Regions from separate parts of the Homo sapiens genome. Here region 1 is linked to region 2. A link is a contact called in ENCODE Hi-C or POLR2A ChIA-PET data. All regions are on one chromosome and are shown on one strand. Each heading gives the region's core, a stretch centred on a gene start or an enhancer-like site at or near the end of the contact. The rest is flanking DNA. Distances are from core to core; before and after follow the strand shown.

Evidence for each region. Hi-C counts contacts between places; a loop is a spot of excess contacts on that map. ChIA-PET counts read pairs that join two places held with the same protein, here RNA polymerase II (POLR2A). Pooled maps may share reads with other maps.
Region 1: a loop to region 2 is called in a pooled map, with 2.8 times the contacts of the local background. The contact joins two enhancer-like sites. A Hi-C loop is called at or near these places in 3 of 50 pooled maps. POLR2A ChIA-PET finds 5 or more read pairs at or near these places in 2 of 52 experiments (Caco-2 and activated T-cell).

Annotation. Positions count from the first base shown.
Region 1 is chr3:5,329,241-5,331,940 of GRCh38, reverse strand. It overlaps the pseudogene LOC124906205. Among named protein-coding and RNA genes, the nearest start is that of MIR4790, 80 kb to the right of the region's middle. RefSeq lists an enhancer at 566-1,765. Within about 2 kb of position 1,385, at least 2 of the 41 ENCODE cell types and tissues checked have a DNase peak (open chromatin) inside an H3K27ac peak, as active enhancers do.
Region 2 is chr3:5,022,009-5,024,708 of GRCh38, reverse strand. No RefSeq gene overlaps it. Among named protein-coding and RNA genes, the nearest start is that of BHLHE40-AS1, 43 kb to the right of the region's middle. RefSeq lists enhancers at 973-1,342, 790-1,989 and a cis regulatory region at 2,682-2,700. Within about 2 kb of position 1,313, at least 18 of the 41 ENCODE cell types and tissues checked have a DNase peak (open chromatin) inside an H3K27ac peak, as active enhancers do.

The DNA of each region.
Region 1 (2,700 bases), core at 136-2,635, 310 kb before region 2:
TATCAATAGCAGATAAAGAAAGAAAGGAAGTAAAGAGGAGAAGAAGGGGGCAGGCAGGTAGGAATTCAGGTAGAAGGGAGAATGAGAATGTAATTTCCACAGAGAATATGCAACTGGGAGTCCTGGACAGAAAGGACTAAGGAATTAGGTAGTTAGATGGTTAAAGATCCAGTACTGTAGGTCATGTGAACCTCCTGGTTCCTGACCAGGGAATGTAATGATGCCAGCAGGTGTATAAGGAAAATGATGTGTTGCACCGCTTGCAAAAACTTTATTTCAAAACGTCAGCAACACTGGAGTCAAATGTTAACATTTCCATGGCAGAAGCCTCATCATAACCAATCTTCACAAATAGTGGAGGTGGTATGGTTTGGCTCTGTGTCTCCACCCAAATCTCATCTCAAACTGTAATTCCCACGTGTCGAGGGAGGGACCTGGAGGGAGGCGATTGGATCACTGGGGCAGCTTCCCCCATGCTGTTCCCGTGATGGTGAGGGAATTCTCAGGAGATCTGACGGTTTATAAGTGTTTGGCAGTTCCTCCTTCCCACTCTCTCTGTCCGGCCGTCTTGTAAAGAAGGTGCCTGCGGCCGGGAGCGGTGGCTCACGCTTGTGATCCCAGCACTTAGGGAGGCCGGGGTGGGCGGATCACGAGGTCAGGAGATCGAGACCACCCTGGCTAACACGGTGAAATCCCATCTCTACTAAAAATACAAAAAATTAGCTGGGCGTGGCGGTGTGCGCCTGTAGTCCCAGCTACTCGGAAGGTTGAGGCAGGAGAATGGCGGGAACCCGGGAGGCGGAGCTTGGAGTGAGCCGAGATCGCGCCACCGCACTCCAGCCTGGGCGACAGAGCGAGACTCCGTCAAAAAAAAAAAAAAGAAGGTGCCTGCTTCCCCTTCAAGTTTCTCCATGATTGTAAGTTTCCTGAGGCCTCCCCAGCTATGTGGAACTGTAAGTCAATTAAACCTCTCTCCTTTATACATTACCCAGTCTCAGGAAGTTTTGTCTCAGGAAGTTCTTTACAGCAATGTGAAAATGGACTGATACAGGAGGGGAACAAAAAGTACCTGCACCAGGATATCCAGTGTGACTGACCTTTCCTACCCAAGACGAAGCAATAGAAAGAATGTCCCATGGAGCCGGCTTCTGGTTCAGTCCTCTTGTGATCTCTACTCTTGTCTCCAGCCAATGTCTCTGTGACCCTTGGCTCTGACCAGGTAGAGGAGATACTGAGCAACAGTGGGTGGGGATCGGGGGGAGACTGTATATGTTCCTGCCCAGGAGTGATCATTCATGAAGGATGTGACTCACCAACCAGCTTTGATCGTGATTTTGTGCATCAGGTCCCCAGAAATCCTGACTCATTCACTGAGCCATAAGGAGATTGTTTTAAAGCAGTTGAAGTCTCACAGCAAGTTTATACAAACAGAAGTGGGTTAGGCGTGGGACTCGCTGATGTAAATTGGACTTACTCATTGATTCACATAGTCTTCTCTCATAATGGATCCTATATGTAATTTTACCCAGAAGTGTTTGTTGTTCCTGCTGAGGTTAATAAACCTTCGTTGAAAACTTACTGTGTGTAGCTGATCCTGTTAGGCGATTGGGTTGGATAACTATACAGAGATGCTCTAAGTTATTGAGGAATTCGCAATCCAGTGGGGCAAAGTCAACTCAGTTCAGCCAGGATTTATTAGAAAGATGGTATTGGAAAGGAATGTGGAAACGAACTAGTCCCATCTACTCATTTTGCAAATTAGAAATTGATTGGCTGAGGTTAAATGAAGGAAACTCACATATAATTAGATGAGCTGACTCCCAGGGAAAGGGGTCTTTGAAGCCTGATTGTCATTGAGCTATATACTAGGGAAGGAGGGGTGGGGTGAAACAAAGGCCCCTGCTGTCACTGAGCCTGAAGAACTTTTAAAGAGACGACACTGACTTTTTAATGATCCCCATTCTAACTGGTGTGAGATGGTATCTCATTGTGGTTTTGATTTGCATTTCTCTGATGGCCAGTGATGATGAGCATTTTTTCATGTGTCTGTTGGCTGCATAAATGACTTCTTTTGAGAAGTGTCTGTTCATATCCTTCGCCCACTTGCTGATGGGGTTGTTTGTTTTTTTCTTGTAAATTTGTTTGAGTTCATTGTAGATTCTGGATATTAGCCCTTTGTCAGATGAGTAGATTGCAAACATTTTCTCCCATTCTCTAGGTTGCCTGTTCACTCTGATGGTAGTTTCTTTTGCTGTGCAGAAGCTCTTTAGTTTAATTAGATCCCATTTGTCAATTTTGGCTTTTGTTGCCATTGCTTTTGGTGTTTTAGACATGAAGTCCTTGCCCATGCCTATGTCCTGAATGGTATTGCCTAGGTTTTCTTCTAGGGTTTTTATGGTTATAGGTCTAACATTTAAGTCTTTAATCCATCTTGAATTAATTTTTGTATGAGGTGTAAGGAAGGGATCCAGTTTCAGCTTTCTACATATGGCTAGCCAGTTTTCCCAGCACCATTTATTAAATAGGGAATCCTTTCCCCATTTCTTGTTTTTGTCAGGTTTGTCAAAGATCAGATGGTTGTAGATGTGTGGTATTATTTCTGAGGGCTCTGTTCTGTTCCGTTGGTCTATATCTCTGTTTTGGTACCAGTACCATGTTGTTTTGGTTACTGTAGCCTTGTAGTATAGTTTGAAGTCAGGT
Region 2 (2,700 bases), core at 64-2,563:
GAGTTAACTTTATCTTCACAATACCCCTGAGAAGTAGTTAGAACTGGTCATCTTAGTCCCAGTCTACAGGTGAACTCTGAGAATCTTTCTAAAGAAGAATTTCTAACTAGTAAAGAGAACAAATGATCTTTAGGGACTCGAAAGTAAACTACCCACAATAGCTGAGATGTGAAAACAATAAATGAATGGATAAACTAAATCTAGTATGTACATACAATGAAATATTATTCAGCCTTAAAAAGGAATGAAATTCTGGTAAGTGCTACAATATGATGAATGTTGAAGACATGATGCCAAGTAAAATAAGTCAGACACAAAAGGACGGTATTGTATGATTCCACTTATATGGAACACCTAGACTAGACAAATTTATACATACAGAAGTAGAGTAGAGGTACCGGGGGCTGGAGGGAGAGAGGAGTGGGGAGTTCTCGTTTGATTAGAATTCAATGAACAATTTAATTGGTGATGAATTGAAGGGATGCTGAACAAGCTCTAGGAATGGGTAGTGATGGTTGCACAACGTTGTGAATGTACTTAATGCCTCTGAATTGTGCACTTAAAAATGGTTAAAAGGTGGCTCACGCCTGTAGTCCCAGGATTTTGGGAGGCTGACATGGGTGGATCGCTTGAGCCCAGGAGTTTGAGACCAGCCTGAGCAGCATAGTGAAACCCCATCTCTCCAAAAAATAAAAAAAATTAGCTGGGTGTCGGGGCACATGCCTGTAGTCCCAGCTTCGTGGGAGGCTGAGGTGGGAGGATTGATTGAGCCCTAGAGGGTGAGGCTGCGATGAACGGTGATCACACCACTGCACTCTAGCTTCAGTAACAGAGGAAATTCTGTCTCCAAAAAAAAAAAAGTTAAAATGGTAAATTATGTGTTATGCATATTTTACTACAATGAAAAATTTTAAGAAAAAAAAGGTAACCCACATAGCAATCCCCATGCTTATCCAAGTCTTTCTTTAAAAGCAGACTCCTGGGTACTTATTAAAGCAGAAGCAGTCTTAACCCAGGCCTGCACTTGAAAGCAAGAAAACATCATGCCTTTAAAAAATAGCTCACGAGCGTGTGTTTTCACTAAACACAGGAGGCTGGTATTCCCCTCAGGTATTCCAAGTGAGCAAGATATGGCTGGTAGAGGGGAGAATTGGGAGGTGAGTCACCGGTTTGGCAGGTGACGTCACCATGAGGTGACCGTCTGCGTGGTGTGCCTTCCAACTCCCACGTCTCCCATTTTCTCCACTCAGGGGCGGCCAGGTCACCAGCTGGCTCAGCTGGAAGTCTATCTGTTCTGGTGTGATGTTTAGTGAGAAACATTCCTCTTTATGACTCAGTGACTCAATATCCCAACAGATGGGTTCAGGAAGGCTCCAGCAGCTAAAGCCAACTCCGAGGTCGAAACCTGGATAGCCAAGGAGGAGATGAAAGACATAAACCCTTGGGAAGGGAGAGGAGAGAGCTCGTTTTCTGTTTGTTGGAATGCTAAATATCTAAGAAGTAATGGGATGATTTAGGATAATAATTATTATCCTAAGACAACTTAGGAGACTGGCACACGGAAGAGGATAGTAAATATTTATTGAATGAAATATTCATTGATTATTATTTCAGAGGTATTCAGCTGCAAGAACAATCCCAAACTATGAGTGAAAAACACAGATTCTCGGGCGGGCACAGTGCCTCACGCCTGTAATCCCAGCACTTTGGGAGGCCAAAGTGGGTGGGTCACTTGAGGTCAAGAGTTCGAGACCAGCCTGGCCAACATGGTGAAACCCTGTCTCTGCTAAAAATACAAAATTAGCCAGGTGTGGTGGCACAGGCCTGTAATCCCAGATACTCAGGAGGCTGAAGCAGGAGAATCGCTTGAACCCAGGAGGCAGAGGTTGCAGTGAGCCGAGATTGTGCCACTATACTCCAGCGTGGGTGACAAAAGGGAAACTCCATCTCAAAAAAAAAAAAAAGAAAAAGAAAAATGTATATTCTTACTTATGTCTCACCAACTCTAGTTTTCTCAAAGGGGCACCAGAAATGGAGCTTGATATATTTTCATGGAATTGACACAGGTTTGATACGGACAACTATGATACTGACACAAAGAATCATGATGTTTATGCAGGTAATGAGATCATTAACAAGTAGTAATGTGAAGGGATTGTCTTGGACATGTTTGTACACTCATCCAGCAATTGTTAGCAGAGGTACCATATCTATATAAGATGAAAGGAAATGAGAAAGAGAAAGTATTTGCTTTATTTGTTTTTCCTTTTTTCTCTTTAGGCTCTATACTGTTGAGTCAATCTGGGATGGTTTAAGGTACATGAGCCTCGGTATCAGGCAAGCCTCAAATTAGTCAGTGAGGACTCTTAGTTGCAAGACAGAAACTGGATTCAAATTAGCTACAGGGGGAAAAAAAAGATCCAGCTGATGGCTTCAGGCATAGCTGTTTCCAGGTGCCCAAATGCTAGTGTTAGAGATTTGTTGTTTTTTTAATCTTTCAGCTCTGCCTGCCTATAAGATGACAAGGAATTGTCCCAGTAGCTCTAGTCTTACCTTTTGTGAGCTTAACAACCTCATTAGAAAGAGATCTTTCTTCTCAACAAAAATATCAGGATTAACCCTGGCCAGCCTGGCTTGAGTCACATATTCCTCCCTAGACCTGGAGATGGTGTTAAAGCCATAAGATGATGTTTCCAGAAT